Regions from separate parts of the Homo sapiens genome. Here all the other regions are linked to region 1. Evidence: chromatin loops called from intact Hi-C (ENCODE). Cell type or tissue: B cell. All regions are shown on one strand.

Evidence for each region. Hi-C counts contacts between places; a loop is a spot of excess contacts. Peaks named below come from ENCODE experiments on the same cell type or tissue, not always from the same donor. Only the 100,000 strongest peaks of a DNase experiment are listed, where the experiment ranks them.
Region 2: it touches region 1 in a loop (18-fold over the local background); 83 of 110 quality-filtered maps call a loop at or near these places.
Region 3: it touches region 1 in a loop (26-fold over the local background); 5 of 110 quality-filtered maps call a loop at or near these places.

Annotation. Positions count from the first base shown.
Region 1 is chr1:205,350,146-205,358,145 of GRCh38, reverse strand. KLHDC8A (kelch domain containing 8A) reads left to right here and starts at 1,224. Exons shown (of 6, transcript NM_018203.3): 1 at 1,224-1,613. It also overlaps the pseudogene SNRPGP10. RefSeq lists an enhancer at 6,727-7,634. In B cell, CTCF peaks have their summits at 3,461 and 3,666 (motif pointing left); DNase peaks (open chromatin) are centred at 3,665 and 7,848; H3K27me3 peaks cover 415 bases.
Region 2 is chr1:205,480,904-205,488,903 of GRCh38, reverse strand. No RefSeq gene overlaps it. Among named protein-coding and RNA genes, the nearest start is that of TRK-TTT8-1, 11 kb to the right of the region's middle. RefSeq lists an enhancer at 7,030-7,630 and a silencer at 7,806-7,865. In B cell, CTCF peaks have their summits at 409, 619 (motif pointing left), 3,012 and 3,212 (motif pointing right); DNase peaks (open chromatin) are centred at 603 and 3,223; H3K27ac peaks cover 410 bases; H3K27me3 peaks cover 3,150 bases.
Region 3 is chr1:205,652,738-205,660,737 of GRCh38, reverse strand. It overlaps SLC45A3 (solute carrier family 45 member 3), which reads left to right. Exons shown (of 5, transcript NM_033102.3): 5 at 1,067-2,887. The coding sequence ends at 1,504. Among named protein-coding and RNA genes, the nearest start is that of SLC45A3, 24 kb to the left of the region's middle. RefSeq lists an enhancer at 73-661. In B cell, CTCF peaks have their summits at 1,461, 1,662 and 3,005 (motif pointing right); DNase peaks (open chromatin) are centred at 387, 997, 1,627 and 3,007; H3K27ac peaks cover 1,479 bases.

The sequences.
Region 1 (8,000 bases):
AACATTCACTTTCTCTTTCCTCTCTTCCTGAAAAGATGGCTAGGGAGGAAGAAGGGAATAAATATTTCCTATGTTCTAGACACTCATGGCTGCTTTACCTGGTGATATAAACCTATATTTTAAAAAGTTGAGGTATAAATTACACACAATAAAACCCACAGTTTGATGGTTTTTGACAAATGTATACACCCTTATAACCACCACTCCATCAGTTATAACGACATGATTCATCCTCACACTTAATCCATGAGAGATTGGTGTCACTGGCTCCATTTTATAGCTGAGGAAAGGGAGGATCAGAAAGATTAACAACAATAGCCATAACAATGGCAAATACTATGAGCCAGGTACTGTTCTAAGCACGTTACACATATTACCTCATTTAATCCTCTCTACAACCCCATTGGTCCCATTTTACAGACGAAGAAACTTGCCAAAGGTCACACAGCTAAAGAGTTAGAGCAGGATTTCTGGTGCTCAGATTACCTTATTTCCCTTACAGTACCTCCAGAGAATTTTTTTTAAGTTCCCTCATTAGATTTTCTTTTATCCCAGAGAGAAAAATCTCCCCAAACAAAACTAAAGGCCATCGGAAGGAAAGCCATATCGATGCTAGCCCCCACTCCATCCCCGGCTTTCTTTAAACTACGGGCAGTCAGATTTAACATCATGGATAGAAAGGTTGGTCTTGAAGAAAAGCCTTGTTTTGCTACCCATTAAACAGTGGGCTTTTCATCTAAGAAAGTCCTTCAAGCCTTCTGCCCAAGTAAAGTGATCAAATTCCCCTGAGGTTCAGCTTGACCTGGTAAAACACGTTGCTTTGTGGAACGAGTTTCGCTTTGCCAGCGGTGCTGAGCATTTCCTTGGGAATCTCGCACCCACGCTGGACCACACTGATGCCTCCTCTGTGCATAGAAAGGCAAAGGTATGGGGTGGCTGTTTGGGACCTTCATATAAAAAGGTCAACCCACTTCTCTGCCTTTTACCCACAGCCCCACCCCTGAGGAGGGAAAAATCTGCAATTGTTGGATTAGGGCTGAGGTGCACATTTGCCCTTTGCATAACTGGCAGCGTTGCAAAGGACAGCCCCTTTCTCTCTTCCCTCCATTCTCTCCCATCTGGCAGAGGAGTCCGGCTCCCTAAATCTTCTTTTTGTTGGTTAGTTTCCATGGCAGTTATTGTCTGTGTGTGTGAGCGTGTCCGCCCCCTCACCCGCTCTCCTCGCAGAGCGGGCCTTTGCAGCTGAGACTGGGTGGAGGGAGAGGCGCGGAGACACTGGGGCTCTGACGAGCTGGCTGAGGCCCTCTCAGTAGGGGGGTCACGCCTCCTGGAACTCAGGGACCCCAAGTTTCTGTGCATTCAGGGCGGGGCTGGCCCCATGCCCTGTGCATAGGGGCCTGGCTGCATCCCAGTCGATCAGCCAGAGGCAGCAGCAGTGGACTCATCAATTGTGGAGGAAGCCCTGGGGACCCTGGGGACCTTGCCGACTCTATTCCCAGCCAGCTCCTAGGACAAGCCTCAGAGCCAACACCCGCTCGACCCTCTCCCGGCCCCTCCCCTTCTTTGTCTTTTGCAGATGATCGCCGGGTGTCGATCCTTTTCCCTCCAGTCAGGTAAGTTTTATTTCAATCCATCTATGCAGAGTGATGCCTTGGCATTCTGAGGGCCTGCTGGTGGGGAGACAGGCAGTGGTGTCTGTGAGAGGAGGGCTGCCCAGGTAGACAGGCTGGCATGGGGGTCAGGAGGGACAAGGGTCTCCAAGGGCCTTTTCTCCTCAGCTGGGCCTCTCTAGCTTTGAAGTTAAAGGTTCCTTCCCATCTGGTTTTAACCCAGCTAATTAACTCCAAAGATTGCTGTCCAGGGCACAGACTGACCAACATACAGCCAACCTCCAGAACTTCTGGCTTCTGATCCGAATTCAGCTCAACTTTATGGAATATCAAACAGAAAACCAAATATTGCATATTCTCACTTACAAACGTGGGAGGTAAACCCTGGATGCAGATGGACATCAAGATGGGAACAATAGACACTGGGAACTCAAAAAGGAGGGAGGGGGGGAGGGGGACAAGGGCTGAGAAACTTCCTATTAGGTTACTGTGTTCACTATACAGGTGACGGGATCAATAGAAACCCAAACCACAGCAACACGAAATACACCCTTGTGACAAACCTGCGCACATGCCCCTGGGTCTAAAATTAAGATTTTTAAAACTTATGGACTACCTACTATGTACATACACATTGCTGTGCTTGGCTCCGAAGGGAAAGTGCTTTGACAGCAATGGCACATAACATGGTTCCTGCCTTCCGATGCTTACCATCTGGTAAGAAAGAATATCTACATAGACAGGTATGGGGATTCCGGGGCCAGGCAAGCTAGATGTCACATCCCTGTTCTGGCTGTGTGACCTTGGGCAAGTCATTTAACCTCTCTAAGTCTAAGTTTTCACCTTTGTACAATGACAATAATAATAGTACCTACTTTATAGGCTAAATTATACACACACACAACTCACACACACACCAAACTCTGATCAGTTCATGACGCATATTGAGCACCATATACTTGTTAAAGATGATTATTATTGTTATTATTGACTTTTTATGAGGTTCAAATTATACAAAATATGTAAAGAATGTAGTGTGGTGTTTAGAATAATGAGTGGTGGTTATTATCATGCTAACATAGTTATAGATGAAGTTCTATAGAAACGGGAAAAATGACTCTTGCCTGCAGGGATCATGCAAGGCGTGGAGGAGGCGGCATTCAGGCCAAGCCCTGAAGGATGAATAGAATGTCAACAAGCAGGAAGGAGCATGTGAAGCAGAAAGCACAAAGCCAAGTATGGAGGCAGGAAATGAAAGGCCTATTGGGCATCAGGCAATAGAGTGGTTTGGCTGGAGCCCAGGCATTAAGCCTGGCTGAGAGGCTGGACTGGACTTTGGGCTCCCAGCATCTTGAGGACAAGGGCCAAGATTAGGGTGTGACACTGTGAACACTGGAATAACCAGCCTAGCACCAGGATGAGGGGGAGTGATACACTTTATAGAGAGCCAGGCTCAGAGCCTGAGACCAGCGTTTGGGTCCTGGCTGAGCTTCAGATTGAACTGGGTGCTCTGAGGCTAATTGCTTCACCTCTCTGAGTTTGTTTTGTCACCTATGAAATCAGCAGGTAAAATACCAAGTGCAATTCTTCAGGAGAAAGGAGAATTTGTGCGTCATCTTCATGACCCTGGGAAATATCCAAAGGAATCAATCATTTAACAAAGAGACTTACGTAAATTATCAAGTGCAATGCCTGACTCATTATAGTAGTTGAATGAATGATCTCTCCCATCATGATTAATTGCCTTATTCATCCATTCATTCATTCATTCCCTCATTCATTCAGTAAATATTCCTTGGGTCCCCATTGAATGCCAGGCATTAGTTTTGGTGATGGGAAAGAGTGATGAATGCACCTGCCTTGAGACACTTATAAGCAACTGAGGAAACTGGCAACCCGAGGACTTCTGGGTGCTCCCACCCTACCCCCAGCAGCTTCCATCCCACTGGCCATCTTCCAATTTCTCTCAAGGATTACTGCTTACAGATATTTATTTTTAGCAGATTTTAGGCTCCCAAGACATCTCCCATATAGGTCTTGAGAACATCTCCTGTCTGCCCTCTGCTGGTGAGGGATTGTAAGCGCTTTGCAATAAACAGCTCAATATTCATTACACATCAATACCAAGCATTGCTGCTGTCCATCACCCCTGAGATGAACTGAAGTGCCTTAATATTTAAAGAGGAATGAATTTGTAATTAGTACCTAAAGTTACATCAGAGTCATTCAAGAGGTTTTCTATTTAAATGCAAATTTAATCTTTCCAAAGAAAGCTAAAAGGTGATGAAAATAGATAGCAAAGGTTGAGGAAAGAGGCAAGAAAAGGGAGATGGCGCTGATGTGGAGCTGTCACTATTGTTGGCTTGTCTGTGGCCCATGCTCAGGACCAGGCTCTGAGGTGGAGCGAGCTGAGGTGGGGCCTGGATCCCTAAAGCCTAAGTCCCAATTGCCCTGCCTGTTCATGGGGGTAGCCCAAACCAGCAGCCATTTGAGTGGGTCCTCGCTGGGCTGCTGGTGGTCATCTTAGAATCATGGTGGCCTGAAGAGGATATGGGCTGTGGGGTTAGGCAGATCTGAGTTTGAATCCAGCATCCTGTTCTGCCTAACTCTAATAGCTTTGGTGAGTTTCCTAATCTCTCCCATTCCTTCCTTATGTAAATAGACCTCTTAGTGCTTGTTTCTCTCAAGGTTGTTGTAGAGATTATGTGATAAACAGAGTAAATGTCCCTGGTATACAACAAGGGCCCTCAAAATGTTTGTTTCCTTTTATTGCCACTAGATATTGCCGTGTCAACTTAACATTGCCACGGTGGTGTGAAGCACGTTGTCAAGAATAAGGTGGCAAGCTGGGAGTGGTGCGTGTCTATAGTCCCAGCTACTCAGGAGACTGAGGCGGGAGGATTGATTGGGCCCGGGAGGCTGCAGTGAGCCACGATGGTGCCACTGCACTCCAGCCTGGGTGACAGAGTGAGACCTTGTATCACACAAACAAGAAAACAAAAAATAAAAAGAATAAGGTGGCATTCCCCTTGTTCCCTTAAAACAGCCTAAGGTGCAGGGGAGGGCACAAGCATTTTCTGTAAAGGGCCAGATAGTAAACATTTTATGCTTTGCGGGCCATGCGCTCTCTGTTGCAACTACTCCATTCTGCTGTTGTAGTGGGAAAGCCGCCATAGACAACACGTAAATGAGTGAGTGTGGCTGTGTTCCAATATAACTTTATTTATAGATGCTGAAATGTGAATTTCATATCACTTTCATGTATCCCAAAATATTTTTCTTTTGATTTTTTTTCCCCAATCATTTAAAAATGTAAAAATTGTTCTTAGATTTCAGGCCATACAGAAACAGGCAGCAGGCCAGGGTTGGCCCTCAGGCATAGCTTGCTGACCCCTGCACTGAGGTACAACCTGTGATTTAGGGAGGATTTTTATCAAGGAATCTCTCAGAACATAATTCCCAAGACTGGGACCAAAGCAGGGAGATGGCATCCAAGGAAGAAAATAGTCCTTTCTGGGCCAGGACTAGAGAGGAACAAAGGACACACTGGATCCCTAGTGGTGGTTCCTCGTGGGGGGCAGCTGTTAGGTCTGGGTGTGAATAAAATTGTCCCTCTGTTTCTTGCCTAGTGATGTGCAGGGATGGACTGGCAGCTCCTGGGTGCTAAGCAGGCAGCCACATTCTCCTGGCGACAGGCTACAGGAGGATGCTCAAGGGCCAAGGCCCTGCCACTCCCTCCTTCACTGGGAGAGAAATGCAGGCTTCCTGGGGCTCCTTAGAGATCCTCAGGTACACACCCACCTGCCCCAGGAGTGCCGAGTGATGAGGACAGGCAGATCCTTTGATTCACCCAAAGCTTGGCCTGGTTCTCACCTTTCCAGACTCTCATGGCTTCTTAGACACACATATACACAACACACTCGCAGCCAGCTCATCACGCGTCCCCGCCCTCTCCCGTCTCCAGCACAGAGAGCACAGGTCAGCACGCCAGATGGCAACCTTGCTGCTGCAGCAGATTGCCGTCTCCCTAGGGAGCGGGGGTGAAAGCAAAGCACTGGATGATGCCTGGGCTCCAGTCCCCACCCCCTCCTCTCCAGTGTGCCTCTGTCTGGTCCTTTCTCTGGGAACAAGGGGTGTGTGTATGTGTGTGTGTGTGTGTAATGTAAAGTGCCAGAGGAGAAGGGGAGAGGTGAGGAGAGAGCAAAAGCCACTCCCTACCTCTGTACAGGTCCTGCCCCAGTGACCTGGCACCTCCTTCCATCTGGAGAGTGAGCGGGACCTCCCTCTCTGGCACCCAGGGAGGCTGGTGGGCTCTTAGAAGTGAGTAGAGGCATGGGATGGACAACAAGGCTGCCTCAAGGCCTGCTGGGAGAAGCAAAGAGGCCTGGGACCTTTCAGGGTGACTGCTGTCACTTCCCGGCTCTCTGGAGGGCCCGGGCTGAGTGTCATGCCAGCCTAAACAGCCTAAACTGTGAACCTCATCATCCTCTTCCCAGCCCCATAAAGGGCCCACAGCCTTGGATCCCCCTGGATGTCAGAGTCAGACAAAATTTGGAGTTAGGAGGGAGGCAAGGAAGGAGAGGCAGGCCATGAGAAAACCTCCTTTTTTTTTTTTTGAGACGGAGTTTCGCCCTTGTTGCCCAGGCTGGAGTGCAATGGCACCATCTCAGCTCACCGCAACCTCCACCTCCCAGGTTCAAGTGATTCTCCTGCCTCAGCCTCCCAAGTAGCTGGGATTACAGGCATGCGCCACCATCCCTGGCTAATTTTTGTATTTTTAGTAGAGACGGGGTTTCTCCATGTTGATCAGGCTGGTCTCAAACTCCCGACCTCAGGTGATCCGCCCGCCTCAGCCTCCCAAAGTGATAGGATTACAGGCATGAGCCACTACGCCCAGCCAAGAAAGCCTCCTCTTTTTTTTTTTTTTTTTTTTGACTATTACAGAAGTTTATTTAACAAAAAGTCTAATATGAAAATGTACATGACCTAATTTTTACATCATAGTAAAACAGGACCTATGGAGAGAGAGCATGGGTTTCTCTGCTGACCAGCCATTATTTATACTCATTCCAAGGCTTCTAACATGATGATACTATTTCCTCATATTACCACCATTCCAATATTGTTCTGTTGTCCACTAGTCGCCATTTCCACACATTCATCTATCACAAGGTTCATAAAGGGATCAAATCCCCGCAATATTCCTTGGACATGTCTGCCACCATTTAATTTCAATGATAACTTCTTGTCCATAAATTTTTTCAGCTCGGGAGGGTGAGCTTTGCTCATGGTGTATACTCCGCGGGCTCACAGATCGAAAGCCTGCTCTTAAAGTGAGCAGTGATGATCAAATAAAAGCCCAATATATGCTATGTACCAGGTGAGGAATCTCTATGTGGAAACAAGAGGAATCTTCGGGGAGTGGACCCTTCTCTCCTGGGTGGGGATGAGACAACAAATGAGCTTTTGTCTTCCAAATAAGGCAGTTTTCCTAGGAAGAGGGACTCCGGTGAGGGTGAGCAGGCCAGCCTTTTGTTTAGCCTTCTGTTTCTAGCAGGCCCTCTACCTCTAGGCCTGCAGAGCCCCATGGGGCTGGACTGTGGGTCTGTGGCCCTGCTCATTTAGAGCCTGCCAGAAGGAGAGCCAGCTCCCAGTGCCTCAGCACACACACACACATGCACACACACATGCGTGCGCGCACACACATGCATGCACACACACACATGCACACACAGGCACGCACGCCATCATGATAGGCAGGCTGGCCCATCTGCCAATCAATCTTCCTTGCTGATTTCCCAGCTGGAAGCAGCAGGGCTGGTGTGTAAATCATTCAGAGCCGTCTCTCAGCTCTGCCAGGACGTGGAGCTCTTTTTAATTAAGAAGAATGGAGGATGCTGCTGACTTTGGAAGGGGCAATATTAACTTACTAATGGGCATTTAAAGAGCCGTGTCTGAGTGGTCTGCTGCAGCCTTCCCCAGCCTATAGCCTTTTCTCCTCTGCAGAGCTGCCCTCATAAAGGCTCTGCTGTCCTCTACTTGAGAAGGGGTGAAGATTAGGCCCCCTAAGGGCCCCAGCCTGGTGACCTGGGACAAATGGGCACGTTTTCACTTTTAGAGAAAGAGCCATGTCGGGATGACCTGAGCTCTTGCATCCTCTGCCACCCTTGCATACTCTCCTGGCAGCAGGCACCCCAGAAAGGTCAGAACCCAACAGGAAGCAGGTGGGTGCCCAAGGTCTATAGGGAGCCAGCCCATTCGCCACAGCTGCAGCTGTCACAAGGCACCCCCTTGTCCTGGGCTGATTGGAGAGAAAGGAGGGTGGTGGTAGCAAGAGAGGGTAGCCAGGGGAAGCCCTGATAAAGTCTTCACTGGTGACTGGACCTGGGG
Region 2 (8,000 bases), 130 kb before region 1:
CTGGGATTTGAACCTAGATACCCTACCCTTTGGGCTCCTAGTTAAGTGCTTCTCGCAATGTAACATCTTGATCCCCATCCAGTGAGGTTTTTGTTTTTGCTTTTGTTTGGAGACAGGAGATCTTGTTCTGTTGCCCAGGCTGGAGTGCAGTGGTATGAACACGGCTCACTGCAACCTCACCCTCCTGGGCTCAAGTGATCCTCCTGCCTCAGCCTCCCAAGTCCCAAGTAGCTGGGAACACAGGTGCACACCACCACACCTGGCTAATTTAAAAAAAAAATTTTGTAGAGACATGGTCTCACCATGTCGCTCAGGCAGGTCTTGAACACCTAGACTCAGGCGGTCTGCCCATCTCAGCCTCCCAAATTGCTGGGATTACAGGTGCGAGCCGCAGAGCCTAGCCTCCAGTGAGTTTTTAGTTGAAAGCTACACATAGTTCTACTTCCGTCTGATTCATCTCCATCTACCTCATCCCTCACTCCCCACACCACCTAGGTGCCAGGCACCACTGCCCAACTAGGAAGTAAATCTGAAGTTTGGGAGATCTGCTTCTCTCTCCTGAGTGCCCCTTTCCTGCCCCTCAGAACACCCCTTAGTGGCATATACTGCCACCTCCTGGCCACCAAAGGTTAAGACTGACCCTGTGTGCGTATTTCAGGACTCTGTCCCTGGTACTCAACTTCTCTCTGGATGATGACATCCTCGCCACAGCTACGTGACCACCTATAGCAAGCTAGTCCAGCCTGCAGCCGGTGGGCTGCATGTGGCCCAGGATGGCTTTGAATGTGGCCTAATACAAATTCATAGGCTTTCTTAAAACATTATGAGATTTTTAAAACCTCATCAGCTATTGTTAGTATATTTTCTATGTAGCCCAAGACAGTTCTTCTTCCAATGTAGCCCAGGGAAGCAAAAAGATTGGATAACCCTGATCTATACTCTGTTGATTCCCAAATGTTTATCTCTCTCTGTTTTTAAGAGTCTCGCTCTGTTGCCCAGGTTGAAGTGCAGTGGTGCGATCTCGGCTCACTGCAACATCCACCTCCCAGGTTCGAGTGATTCTTGTGCCTCAGCCTCCCAAGTAGCTGGGGTTACAGGTGCGTGCCACCACGCCCGGCTAATTTTTGTATTTTTTAGTAGATACAGGGTTTCACCATGTTGGCCAGGCTAGTCTCAAACTCCTGACCTCAATGGATCCACCTGCCTCGGCCTCCCAACGTGCTGGGTTTACAGGCATGAGCCACTGTGCCAGGCCCCAAATGTTGATCTCTTTAGAGATCCAGGTCTATCCTGATGCAAATGCAAATGGCTCGAGCCCTCCAGTACCTGTAACTTCCCTCAAGTCACAGGGCTACAAAACGCAGAGCTGGAACCAGACCCCGGGGCACCTGGATACTTACTCAGTGCTCACATCACAGCACCACACTGCTTCTCCAACACTAGCATGAAACATGGACACAATGAGTGCCCAGAGAGGGAAAGGATAAAGATCACATGCTGGCTGGTGGGAGAGTCAGGATTTAGATCCAAGTTAGAGCGGTGGCAAAACAAGTCTGCTTTCTCTAGCGTGCCATGTCTGTTCTGCGGGTTTGCAGAAGGCAAATAGCTCTTTTTTTCTTTCTTTTTTTTTTTTCTGAGACAGAGTCTCACTCTGTTACCCAGGCTGGAGTGCAATGGCACAACCCTGGCTCACTGCAACCTCCGCCTCCCAGGTTCAAGCGATTCTCATGCCTCAGCCTCCCAAGTAGCTGGCGTTACAGGCGTCCACCACCAGGCCTGGCTAATTTTTTTTTGTATTTTTAGTAGAGATGGGGTTTCGCCATGTTGGCCAGGCTGGTCTTGAACTCCTGACCTCAGGTGATCCACCTGCCTTGGCCTCCCAAAGTGTTGGGGTTACAGGTGTGAGCCACTGTTTTAAGAGCAAATGGCTCTTAAAACACACAGATGTTGAGGTGAGGTGTGAGGCAAGCTGAAGGATGGGTGACCGTCGGTGGTCGGAAAAGTCTTTGTGGCTGAGGAGTGAGGGCAAAGGGGCATGTGCTGGCACTTCCTGCGGCCGACTGTGACAATGGAATGAAAAGTCCCCTGGAAGGGAGGACAGAGAGTTGAGGGCAGGACCTTGGGTTCTGGCATCACAGAGGGCACTGGAAGAAGAAATGGAACAAGGGAAAGGGACTTGAAACAGTCACACGAGAGGAGCTGAAGTATCAATACTTCAGAGATGGACTCCTGCATCTTAGGGCAGGGATCGGGAAATCACTGCCTGCCTCTGTTTTTGGACCGCCTGAAAGCTAAGAATGGTTTTTACTTTCTTACACGGCTGAAAAAAAAATCCAAAAAGAAAAACAATCTTTCATGACACATGACAATTTATAAAAACTGGAATTCTAGTGTCTATAAATAAAGTTTTATTGGAACGCTGCCGTGCTCATTCACTTATGCATTGTCTGTGACTGCTTCCTGCTACAACGGCAGAGTTGAGTAGCTGCAACAGAAACCACAGGGCCCACAAAGCTTAAAATGTTTATTATCCCACCCTTTACAGAAAAGCTTGCCAACCCTACCTCAGAGGATAAGGGTCATGGGCCACAGGTTTGGCCCCCATGTTGGAAGGGAAGTTCAAGCTGCAGACAGAGACAGAGGGGAAGGGGGTGGGTTTTCAGGAGGCCTTTGTCAGAACACCAGCTGTCCTGATTTTCTTTTCTTTCTTTCTTTTTTCTCTTTTTTTTTTATTTTGAGATGGGGCCTCACTATGTTGCCCAGGCTGGTCTCGAACTCCTGGGCATAAGCGATCCTCCTGCCTCGGCCTCGCCTCTCAAAGTGCTGGGATTATAGGCATCAGCCACCGTGCCTGGCTTTCTTGACAATGAGCCCACATCCTCCACACCCCCGGCTCCATGAGACCTGGCCTAGAGGGACTCAGACCCCCACTCCACACACACTCTGGTGTGGAGAGGAAGCCCAGCCCCAACATTATGGCTTTGAGTGATTCCATACCCTCTAAGCCTTAGGATCCACCTCTGTAAGATGAGAATAATAATGCAAACCTTGAAAGGTTGTTGAGAATTCCAAAAGATAACAAAGTTCATGCCACAGTTGTTGGTGCCAGATGGCGTTCTGCAATCTGTAGATCTTGCTGCTGTTAGGCCAGGCAGCCCGCAGCCAGCTTCTGAAGCCCGCAGGCTTCAGAAGTGGGTGCACCTCCTAACTATGTCCACTAGAGGGCAGGAAGTCCCTGCTGGCGGCCAGGAGGGTGTCAGATGGAGCTGGTCCGCAGGTCCCCCTTCCTGGGGAGAGGTGCCCTCCCCTGCTGTTTACAACCCTGGCCTTTGATCAGCTTCTGTTCTCCCCATGGCCTGCTGAGGGCCAGACGGGTGCACAGCCTCCCGCTGGGGGCGGGCCAGGCTTCCTTCTTGCCCTTTCGCCTCTCCCACTGGCAGGCCAGACTGAGGCCAGGCCACTGGATACACACTCCTTGGCCAGTCTATTTGCAGAGTTTTGCAAAGCCCTTCCATGCACATTGCCTTATGTGCTCCTCCAACAGCCCAGGGATGCAGGCAGAGCAGGTAACATGATACCCCTTCATCGAGGTGAGGAAACCAAAGCTCAGAGAGGCTAAGTGACTTCTCCAAGATCCCACGGCGGGTGAGCAGGGTGGCTGGGATCGTAGCTGGTGTCTTCTCCTCCTCCTCCTCCTCCTCCTCCTCCTCCTCCTTCTTCTCCTTCTTCTCCTTCTTCTCCCTCTCCTTCTCCTTCTCCTCCTCCTTCTTCTTCTCCTTCTCCTCCTCCTCCTTCTTCTTCTTCTCCTTCTTCTCCTCCCTCTCCTGCTCCTTCTCCTTCTCCTCCTCTTCCTCCTTCTTCTTCTCCTTCTTCTTCCTTTTTTTTTTTTTTTTTTTTTGAGACATAGTTTCACTTTTGTTGCCCAGGCTGGAGTGCAATGGCCTGATCTCGGCTCACTGCAACCTCCGCCTCCCGGGTTCAAGTGATTCTCCTGCCTCAGCCTCCCGAGTAGCTGGGATTACAGGCATGCGCCACCACACACGGCTAATTTTATATTTTTAGTAGCAATTGGGTTCCTCCATGTTGGTCAGGTTGGTCTGGAACTCCGGACCTCAGGTGATCCGCCCGCCTCAGCCTCCCAAAGTGGTGGGGTTACAGGCGTGAGCCACCATGCCTGGTCATAGCTGGTGTCTTCTGATGCCAGGTTGTGGCTCTCTCCTGTAAGCAGGCTGCCCTTAACAACCGCACCCTCCCTGAGGAGGCTCTAATGTCTGCAGTTTCTTTCAATGGTCCTGCTCCTGACCTCCTCCCTGGTAAAACACCAAACCACCCTTTCTGCCCTCTCAGAACTCAGAATGGTGCAAGGTGCTTCCATGCACAGGAGCTCATTTCTACCAAGAACAGGCTCCCCCAGGGCATTTGAGGACAGCGACTCTTATCTCAAGGGGCTTTGGATGCAGTTGGGAATACAAAGGCAGACAGTTCTACACACACAAAAATGGGAGGCTGGGCAGTGACTCTGAGGGCCAGGCAACTGACCCAGACAGTGACAGAGAGATTGTGGGGCTGTGGTGGTCAGGGAAGGCTGCCAGGAGCATGGGGACCTTTGGGAAGCTACAGGGGAGTGAAGAGGCAGGAACGCTCAGGGTCTTTCTAGGTATATGGTGAACCAGACAGACATCTGTACCAGACGGCAGAGCGAAGCCCATCAAGTTAGAGCAGGCTGGTTCTCAGAGAGCTTCAAATGCCAGGCGAAGGGAGGTCAATTTGGTCATGTGAGAGACGGGGAGTCATTGAAGGTGTTTGAGGGAGGGGGGACAGGAAGCAGTGGCATTTCAGGAAGGCTGACATCCAAGTGAGGAGGAGACTGGGAGCATGTCTGGGACTGAAGAGTAGACTAATTTTTCTTTTAATTTTTGTAGACTAGGGGAGTATGTTTCTGTGGCCCAGGCTTAAGGTAACTAACTGTAGACGCAACGGAGAACTGCCAGGATGTCCTGCAGGATGTGATGTTGGGGGTAAAGGAGAAGGACCAGCCCAACATGGGAATAACTGGAGAGTCAAGCAATGTGTGTGTGTGTGTGTGTGTGTGTGTGTGTGTGTGTGTGTGTGTGTCGGGGGACGGGCGTGTGATGTCAGGGAAAGGATCATTAGTTCTTTTTATATGAGGGTTAATTTGAGGACATCAAGTAGAAATGCTTCGTGAACAGATCAAGATACAGGACAGGATGTTGGAAGACAGTCAGGGCTTCAGTGTGGATAAGGAGGGAATCAGCCACAGGGGCATGGTCTTGCAGCCGGGGAGGGACTCTGGATGCAGGGGGAGCCAGTGTGGAGAGGGAGGCTGAGGCCAGCAGGAAGAGAACTAGAGGTGGGAGGGGTCAGGGCAAGGGTATGTGTTGAGGTCTCCCCAGTGGCCAGTCCCCTTCTCCACCTCAGCAGCTCCTATTTTCATTTGGAAGATCCTGGCAACTCTGGGGACAGAAGGGATCTCTGGCTGTGGAGTGGAGCACATGGTATCATGATTGATTCGAGGGGGACATGTCTCCTAAGTCTTGCCAACCAGAGACTTACAGGGCTTTTGAATGACACCCTGGGACAAGAAGCTCTTTCTATCACTGTGTGAAGGAAGAGGCAGGTGGCACCAAGAGCAGCAGCCTGGGAGGGAGCATGAGGCTGAGGAAGACAGAGGGGCAGAAAGAAAGAACTAGCCCTATGTGACATCCCTGCGTTGCTCCATCAGTCCTTGCTGGAACCATTTGTGAATGAATAGATGTCCTGTATTTTTTAGCCTGTTAGGTAGAGAGCTTTTCTGTTTCCTGCAAATAGAAGATTCCTAATTCCTATGGAAGATGCAAGAGAGCCTGAAGAATATTGCTTTCAATAATTAAGGAAGAACATTTCAAAATGGAAGAAGGGGTGAATAGTATCAAATGCTGAGAGTGTCAGATCAGAGACTTTTCTGAGGGGGAGCGGTTCTGAGGGGGAGCGGTGAGGGAGAACAGGGTCTTGCTCTGTTGCCCAGGCTGGAGTGTAGTGGTTTGATCGCGGCTCACTGTAGCCTCGACGTCCCGGGCTCAAGCGATCCTCCCACCTCAGCCTCCCAAATAGCTGGGACTACAGACATGTACCACCATGCCTGACTAATTTTTTTTAATTTTTGTAGAGATGGGGTCTTGCTATATTGCCCAGGCTGGTCTCAAACTCCTGGGTTCAAGCGATCCTCCTGCCTTAGCCTCCCAAAGTGCTAGGATTACAAGCGTGAGCCACCGCACCCAGCCCAGAGATGTTTTATAGTTACTCAAAAACTGTGTGACAGAAAAGGAACCTGGGGGTCAGAGAGGCTTCTAGAATCTGGCAGCCCCTACAGCCAGGACTCAGAACTCCCAGTCTGATCAGTTACCTCAAGGAGGAAAGGGAGATGTTTCCCCTTGGGGGAGCTATTTCCAGAGCTCCTCCTCACCCATGTCTTTGCTGTAGCCCTCCCTCCCCCAAGCCCAGCCCCACTCAACTCCTTTCCAGGGGCTCAGTGGCCATCTCCCTGCCCCCAGGCCAAACTCACCTGACTGTACCTCAGATAGAAGAATAGCTAATATTTTTAAAACTGTTTAGGGAAAAAGAAACCACCTTCCTCTTTACTTGCCACCCCAACACTGGGACAGTTCTTCCTCATGTCTAACCTAATTCCCTTCAGCTGGGAGGGACCCATCAGTGCTCCCACTGACCCACCCTTGTTGGGGGGCCTGTAGGGCATCTGAAGGTGACACACTGGACAAGGAAAGAGAGGCAGGCAGGCAATAGGAGTGGCTGCAGAGGCAGACGGGCGTCCTGCCCCAAATACGGCCCCCCGGGCTGCTGCGGCGAGGGCTGGGCTCTTCCTGAGCGGATTACCACTGTGGTCTAAGTGACTGAAGCTGCTGAGAATGCTATTGTAGCAAGAGGCTTACCGAAATGTAGACACCCAGCCCTGGCATGTCCCGACACACAGATGGGAAAATAAGCAGAATAAGCTCCCGGTGCTAAGCCGCTCTATTGTCCTGTTGCTGCTAAAACACCTTGCTGGGCTTTCTGCCAAGCGCCCACCCCTCCAGCACTGCTCACTGTGGCTCTGTGGGCTTCCCCTCTCCTGATGGCAGAGAGGCCGCCCTGCAGGAAGGTGACACAGGGAGGTCGACAGCCCACATGTCCGGCTGCCAGGCTATGCTGTTGAGCCTGAGTATGACAGAGGAGATGCATGCAGTTGGGTAACATGCCCAAGGTCACACAGCAGCACAGTAGCAGGGCCAGGGTTAGCATCTAGATTCCTAACCTCTGGTGAGAGGTCTCTCCCAGGCACCCTGGGTCCCATCTCATCCCAAGCTCTGTCTGCCACAAATCCCCCTTCCTGATTCCCCTACACACCCAGTTCTTTCCCTGCCACAGCCCAGGTGGCTGCCCTCTAGGAACCCTGATGAGCAGACTTGCAACAGATCAGTGTGCAGGTCGGCACGGGATCTTCCTCAATTCGGTGTTGGTTCACTTAACGGGGATGGAGTCACAGGCTGTGGCCACACGACGTGGAGGGAGATCAAGTCCCCACTGCTGCCAGGGGAAAACAGACTAGAAAACTCCCATCCCAGCATCTGAGGACATTAAGGGCAGGCCGGAAATGGGAGCGGATCTGCGATGCCCACTCCACGGGAGGCGAACTGTTGCTTCAGGGAGGAGGCCCTGGTGCCACACAGGTGCAAGGACTTGGGAACCCAGAGGAAGCACTGGGGCTTTCCAGGAGTCTGGTGGCTCTAGAATGGAGGGAGGAGGGGGGTGAGGAAGATGGGGCTGGGGGAGGGGGCAGGGTGGGTGGGGAGAAGATGGGTTTGGTGTAGCAGCAGGGCTGTGGGGTTCTACTGACTGCTGTGCACCTCCACCTGGGCGTCCCGCAAATACTTCCAAGACAACACACCCCAACCTCAACTCAGCGTCACTCCGACAGCCTTTCTCCTGTGTTCGGTGGCCTGGCC
Region 3 (8,000 bases), 300 kb before region 1:
AACGTTCTGGGGCTAGCCATCTTCTCCAGATGGAGGAGCATGTCTGTCCTCGGACCACTCCAGACTCCAACCTCAGCGGACATTCCTGGGGTGGCAGGCAGGGAGGAGAAGTCCTGGGAGGCCCCTTCCTAACAGCAGCTGATGGCAGACTTGGCACTGCACGCTGTCTGCCTGTTCCTTTGCCCACTTGTTGAGCTGCATGGTGAGCCGTGGGCTTCCCTGGTGTCAGGTTTGAGCTCTGCCATGGCTCCCACCTCGCAAATGCAGCCAACTCAACTCTTCTGGCATGGGGACAATGTTGGATAAGACCTGGCCTTGTCCTTAAATAGGAGGCTCTGGGCCATCAAGGGCAGGGGTTGGGGGGATGGTGGTCGACCAGTCACTCTGATCTAAGTCAGACAGCAGGAAGGAAGTGAGAAGCCTTCAACATTAGCACAGCTGGGGCTGGGGGAGGTGGGAAGAGGGACATTCCTCCTGCTTGGGGTCTACTGGATTCTCCCTGCCCCAAGGCTGGGGACAAGGGAGCTCATGGCAGGGCAGCTACCCTAGTGGCATCTGGGACCCCAGAGAGGCAGAGCTTCTCTGCACCGGGCAATGAGGATTTCCAGATGTCGGAGTGGAGGGCAGGCAGGAAGGAAGGTTAGGAGAGCCTGCGTGGGGTTTGGGCCATCAGGGGCCCTGCCTTGGCTTTTGTTCCTCTGTTCTGTGCATCTCTTACCACCGTCTTCATTCCCCCTGTGTCTTTTCCTTACCTTGGAGCTCTGTTCTCTCTGATCTGTGATATTGAGTTTGTCTGCCTCTTACCTGTTCTAAGAGGCTAGAGGAGACCTAGACTTCTGGGTTCACATTTGTCCCCGCCCTACCCCGTTACCCTTCTCCCACTCCTGAGGAAGGGTCCTGGTTAGACTTGGACCAAGTAGGGTCTCCATCTTCTCTCCTGCTCCTGATTCTCATGAAGTCCCATTGCCCCTGGGATGGAGGCAAGGGTCTGTTCTCACAGCTGGGGTGGTGCCAGTGCTGGGTACACACCTGTCCTCTTCCCCTTTTCTTCACCCCTCTGCCTTAGGTGTTCCTGCCCAAATACCGAGGGGACACTGGAGGTGCTAGCAGTGAGGACAGCCTGATGACCAGCTTCCTGCCAGGCCCTAAGCCTGGAGCTCCCTTCCCTAATGGACACGTGGGTGCTGGAGGCAGTGGCCTGCTCCCACCTCCACCCGCGCTCTGCGGGGCCTCTGCCTGTGATGTCTCCGTACGTGTGGTGGTGGGTGAGCCCACCGAGGCCAGGGTGGTTCCGGGCCGGGGCATCTGCCTGGACCTCGCCATCCTGGATAGTGCCTTCCTGCTGTCCCAGGTGGCCCCATCCCTGTTTATGGGCTCCATTGTCCAGCTCAGCCAGTCTGTCACTGCCTATATGGTGTCTGCCGCAGGCCTGGGTCTGGTCGCCATTTACTTTGCTACACAGGTAGTATTTGACAAGAGCGACTTGGCCAAATACTCAGCGTAGAAAACTTCCAGCACATTGGGGTGGAGGGCCTGCCTCACTGGGTCCCAGCTCCCCGCTCCTGTTAGCCCCATGGGGCTGCCGGGCTGGCCGCCAGTTTCTGTTGCTGCCAAAGTAATGTGGCTCTCTGCTGCCACCCTGTGCTGCTGAGGTGCGTAGCTGCACAGCTGGGGGCTGGGGCGTCCCTCTCCTCTCTCCCCAGTCTCTAGGGCTGCCTGACTGGAGGCCTTCCAAGGGGGTTTCAGTCTGGACTTATACAGGGAGGCCAGAAGGGCTCCATGCACTGGAATGCGGGGACTCTGCAGGTGGATTACCCAGGCTCAGGGTTAACAGCTAGCCTCCTAGTTGAGACACACCTAGAGAAGGGTTTTTGGGAGCTGAATAAACTCAGTCACCTGGTTTCCCATCTCTAAGCCCCTTAACCTGCAGCTTCGTTTAATGTAGCTCTTGCATGGGAGTTTCTAGGATGAAACACTCCTCCATGGGATTTGAACATATGAAAGTTATTTGTAGGGGAAGAGTCCTGAGGGGCAACACACAAGAACCAGGTCCCCTCAGCCCACAGCACTGTCTTTTTGCTGATCCACCCCCCTCTTACCTTTTATCAGGATGTGGCCTGTTGGTCCTTCTGTTGCCATCACAGAGACACAGGCATTTAAATATTTAACTTATTTATTTAACAAAGTAGAAGGGAATCCATTGCTAGCTTTTCTGTGTTGGTGTCTAATATTTGGGTAGGGTGGGGGATCCCCAACAATCAGGTCCCCTGAGATAGCTGGTCATTGGGCTGATCATTGCCAGAATCTTCTTCTCCTGGGGTCTGGCCCCCCAAAATGCCTAACCCAGGACCTTGGAAATTCTACTCATCCCAAATGATAATTCCAAATGCTGTTACCCAAGGTTAGGGTGTTGAAGGAAGGTAGAGGGTGGGGCTTCAGGTCTCAACGGCTTCCCTAACCACCCCTCTTCTCTTGGCCCAGCCTGGTTCCCCCCACTTCCACTCCCCTCTACTCTCTCTAGGACTGGGCTGATGAAGGCACTGCCCAAAATTTCCCCTACCCCCAACTTTCCCCTACCCCCAACTTTCCCCACCAGCTCCACAACCCTGTTTGGAGCTACTGCAGGACCAGAAGCACAAAGTGCGGTTTCCCAAGCCTTTGTCCATCTCAGCCCCCAGAGTATATCTGTGCTTGGGGAATCTCACACAGAAACTCAGGAGCACCCCCTGCCTGAGCTAAGGGAGGTCTTATCTCTCAGGGGGGGTTTAAGTGCCGTTTGCAATAATGTCGTCTTATTTATTTAGCGGGGTGAATATTTTATACTGTAAGTGAGCAATCAGAGTATAATGTTTATGGTGACAAAATTAAAGGCTTTCTTATATGTTTATTGGCATGTGTTTCTTTTAGGAGGGGGAAAGACCTGATCTTTCTACAACATTCTTAACTCTCAGTTCAGGGAGCCCTTTGGCTTTTGACAGCTTCACTTCCCAGTGGCCACCAGCAGGTGGAGGCATAGACCAGCACTCTTTGTGTCAATTGCCAATTGTGGGGGGTTGTGCTGCACCTTGGACTGGGGGGTTTCGGAGTTGGGGAGAGGGGGTCAGAAAGAGTCTGAAGTGTGGGGCAATGGTGGCATTTTCCTTCTAAAAGACCCCTGAGTAGGGATGGGCATGATGACTCACGCCTGTAATCCCAGCACTTTGGGAGGCTGAGGCAGGTGGATCACTTGAGGTCAGGAGTTCCGAGACCAGCCTGGCCAACATGATGAAACCCTGTCTCTACTAAAAATATAAAAAATTAGCCAGGTGTGGTGGTGCGTGCCTGTAATCCCAGCTACTCGGGAGGCTGAGGCAGGAGAATCGCTTGAATCCAGGAGGTGGAGGTTGCAGTGAGCCGAGATCGTGCCATTGCACTCCATCCTGGGTGACAAGAGTGAAACTCCATCTCAAAAAATGAAAAAAAAAAAAAAAACCCATAGTGTGGCCAGGAGATGGAACAAGCACCCATCACCCACAGCATGGGAATAGGGAATGCACTTGGCATGTGCACGATGAGGCTTTTGACCCCACTGTGCCTTGGTTCATGCCCCTTCCCCTCTCCTCCACCCTCGTGCCAGGTCCGGTCAAACTCAGAGTCTTCCCTGCCCTGCCATCTCCCCGATGCCTCCAACCTCGACTGGCCTTCCAGTTCCTTAAATTCCCAAGAGTTCAGTTCCGTTAATAACCTGTGCAAGGGCTTGTTTTACCTATTTTAAAAAAATGTTCTACATTTAACTTTTTTGTTACGGAAAATTTCAAATATACACAAGTAGGGAGCCAGATATAAAGAACCAAGCTGCAACAGTTATTAACATTCTGCTGCTTTGTTTCATCTTTCCCTTTCCCCCATCCCCTAGGGTATTTTTAAAGCTGGTGCCAGACAATTTAGTTTCACCTGTATATACTTCTGTATGTGTCTCTAAGAAATAGGACTGAATTTTTAACAACTTGATCACAATACCATGATATCCCACAAAGTATACAATAATTCCTTATCAATTATCCAGTCCATGGACAGTTTTCTCCAATTGCCTCAAAAATTCTTTGGTTGGTTTGAATCAGGAATCAACTGAGATAAACAAATTGTATTTAGTTGCTGTGTGTCTCAGGTTTCTCTTAATCTCTAACAGCTCCTCTATTCTTTCAGTGCTACTTATTGATGAACAATAATTTTTCCTACAGAATTGCCCCCATTCTATATTTGGCTGACCGTATCCTCAGAGTGGTGTTTAAGATGCTCCTCTTGAGCCAGGCACAGATGACTCACGTCTGTGGTCCCAGCACTATGGGAGGCTGAGCCAGGCAGATCACTCAAGCCCAAGAGTTTGAGACCAGCCTGGGCAATGTGGTGAAACCCCATCTCCACAAAAAATAAAAAGATACTCCTCTTTGTCCTCTTTTTTTTTCCCCTGTAAGCTAATAAGAGCTAGGAGGCTTGAATAAATTTAGATAGATTTATTTATTTATTTATTTATTTATTTATTTATTTATTTATTTATTTATTTATTTTTGAGACGGAGTCTCGCTCTGTTGCCCAGGCTGGAGTGCAGTGGCATGATGTCAGCTCACTGTAACCTCCGCCTCCCAGGTTCAAGCAAATTCTTGTGCCTCATCCTCCCGAGTAGCTGGGATTTACAGGCACGCACCACTATGCCCAGATAATTTTTTGTATTTTTTGGTACAGACGGGGTTAACCATGTTAGCCAGGCTGGTCTGGAATTCCTGACCTCAGGTGATCACCCGCTTTGGGCTCCCCAAGTGCTGGGATTACAGGTGTGAGCCACCGTGCCCAGCCAGATTTTTATTTATTTTTTGACAGGACTATTTCATAAGCGGAGCTGTGGAGATGGCATCATCTCATGTGGCACATCATGCCTCACTGTTCCACTTTCAGTGGGTTCAGGTGATGTCAGACTGACCCATCCATTATACGGTTTGTGGGTTTTTTTGGAGACGGGGTCTCACTCTGTCACCCCGGCTGAGTGCAGTGGTGCAATCATAGTTCACTACAGCCTCCACCTCCTGAGCTCAAACAATACTCTTGCCTCAGCCTCCCAAGTAGCTAGGACTACGGTGTGTACCACCACACCAGCTAGTTTTTATCTTTGTAGAGATGTTGCCCATGTTGGCCATTATAAAGTGTCTCATTAACCCTTCTCCTAAACCATTGATGATCATTGCCTAGATTCTATTGCATTAGATATGCAAATTTATGATTTTCTAGTTCTATCACTCCTTAATTACTTATTCGGTATGAGTCTTCCATAAAGAAAATGTTTTCCTCATTCATTATTTGATTATGCTAAAATATGGTTTGTATGGGAAAACTATGATAAATGCTTGATACTATCCCATCACTTACCAATTTTTGGAGTAATCAGATGATGCTCTAACAGCTACCAAAGGTGATCAGTGAGGTTATTGTTTTAAATTAATTATCATTACAAACTTGTGGATTTCATGCATTTGTGTTTCAATCCATTGCAGTTGGTATTGTTGAGGCTCAAGCTGTCCATCTGGGACCTCCTTCCGGATGTTTCCTGTGTTCTTTTGACCACTCCAGTAGCCTTTGATGTTTCCTTGATTTTAGGCACAAGATAGCTCAAGTTCATCTTGTCCATTTCCTGCCCCAGACATGGACTTGGCCATTTCTCAATCTCTGGTGCATGTCAGGGACCACAATCTGAGTACAGGGTTGCTACTAGGTTGGCCTTTTTTTTTTTTTTTTTTTTTTTAGGTCTTTTCAGTGGGCATAGCTAGGAGATGTTTATCTTTCAGAAACAACAAAAAGTAAGTTAATACTGATGTTCCAAGTCAAATTAAATATTGCAGGGTGGCTGGGCACGGTGGCTCATGCCTGTGATCCCAGCACTTTGGGAGGCTGAGGCGAGTGGATCACCTGAGGTCAGGAGTTTGAGACCAGCCTGAGCAACATGGAGAAACCCCATCTCTACTAAAAGTACAAAAATTACCTGGACGTGGTGGCGCATGCCTGTAATCCCAGCTACTTGGGAGGCTGAGGCAGGAGAATCACTTGAACCCGGAAGGTGGAGGTTGCAGTGAGCTGAGATCGTGTCACTGGACTCCAGCCTGGGTGACAAGAGCAAAACTCCATCTCAAAAATATATATATTTTGCAGGGGCCGGGCGCTGTGGCTCACGCCTGTAATCCCAGCACTTTGGGAGGCCAAGGCAGGCAGATCACGAGATCAAGACCATCCTGGCCAACATGGAGAAACCCCGTCTCTACTAAAAATACAAAAATTAGCTGGGCGTGGTGGCGTGCACTTGTAGTCCCAGCTACTCGGGGGCCTGAGGCAGGAGAATCGCTTGAACCCGGGAGGCGGAGGTTGCAGTGAGCTGAAATTTTGGGTTCCTAGTCATATTAACATAATTACTTATATGCTTTATCATTCAGTCTATATAAGTTTCCAAAGTGACAATAGTAATATATTGCTGACAATAACATTACTAAATGAAATTTAAGATTTCTTTGTGGTTGTTTTAGTCCTTGGGATATATCCAGTTAGGGACATATATTCAAAATGCTGTTTTAAACTTTTCTTTTTTTGAGATGGAGTCTCACTCTGTTGCCCAGGCTGCTGGAGTGCAGTGGCACCATCTCAGCTCACTGCAACCTCCACCTCCCGGGTTCAAGTGATTCTCCCACCTCAGCCTCCTGAGTAGCTGGGACTACAGGCACATGCCACCATGCCTGGCTAATTTTTTTTTTTTTTTTTTTTTTGTAGTTTTAGTAGAGACAGGGTTTTGCCATGTTGGCCAGGCTGGTCTCAAACTCCCCACCTCAAGTGATCTGCCTGCCTCGGCCTCCCAAAGTGCTGGGATTACAGGCGTGAGCCATCGCGCCCAGCCTGTTTTAAACTTTTTGTCATGGAGATGTTAAATACCTACAAAAGCAGAGAGAAGAGTATAAAGAATGCCAATGTACTCATCATTCATCTTCAGCAATTACCAGCTCATGGTCAACATTGTTTCATCAATACTTCTGTACATTCCTCTTACATAACATTGAAGCAAATTTCAGATAGCATATTTCATTAGGAAATATTTCAGAATATATCTCTAAAAGATAAGGACTTTTTTTTTCTTTTTTTTTTTTTTTTGAGACATAGTTTCACTCTTGTCGCCCAGGCTGGAGTGCAATGGCACGATCTCTGCTCACTGCAACCTCTGCCTCCTGGGTTCAAGTGATTCTCTTGTCTCAGCCTCCCAAGTAGCTGGGATTACAGGCATGAGCCACCATGCCTGGCTAATTTTTGTATTTTTTGTAGAGATGGGGTTTCACCATGTTGGCCAGGCTGGTCTGGAATCCCTAACCTCGGGTGATCTGCCCATCTCGGCCTCCCAAAGTGCTGGGGGATTACATGCGTGAGCCACCAAGCCCGGCCAGGACTTTTTTTTTTTAAGTAGTCACGCTACCATGATGATACCTAAGAATAGTAATTCTTTAAGATAAGCAAATATCCAGTCACCGTTTACATTTCCCGGCCTCATAAATGTTTGGGGGTATAGTTTTTTTCAAATTGGAATCTGAATAAATTCCATACATTGCCACGGGCTGATATGTCTCTTAAATCCTCTTGTAATCTTGTTATTAAATCCTCTTGTAATCTTTTTTTGTTTGTTTTGAGAAGGAGTCTCACTCTGTCACCCAGGCTGGAGTGCAGTGACTCGATCTCGGTCACTGCAACCTCCGTCTCCTGGGTTCAAGCGATTCTCCTGCTTCAGCCTTCCAAATAGCTGGGATTACAGGTGCCTGCCAGCACGCCCGGCTAATTTTTTTGTATTTTTAGTAGAGACGGGGTTTCACCACGTTGTGGACAGGCTGGTCTCGAACTCCTGGCCTCATATGATCCACCTGCCTTGGCCTCCCAAATTGCTGGGATTACAGGCTTCAGCCACCGTGCCCATTTCTCTTGTAATCTTTTAATCCAAAGGTATG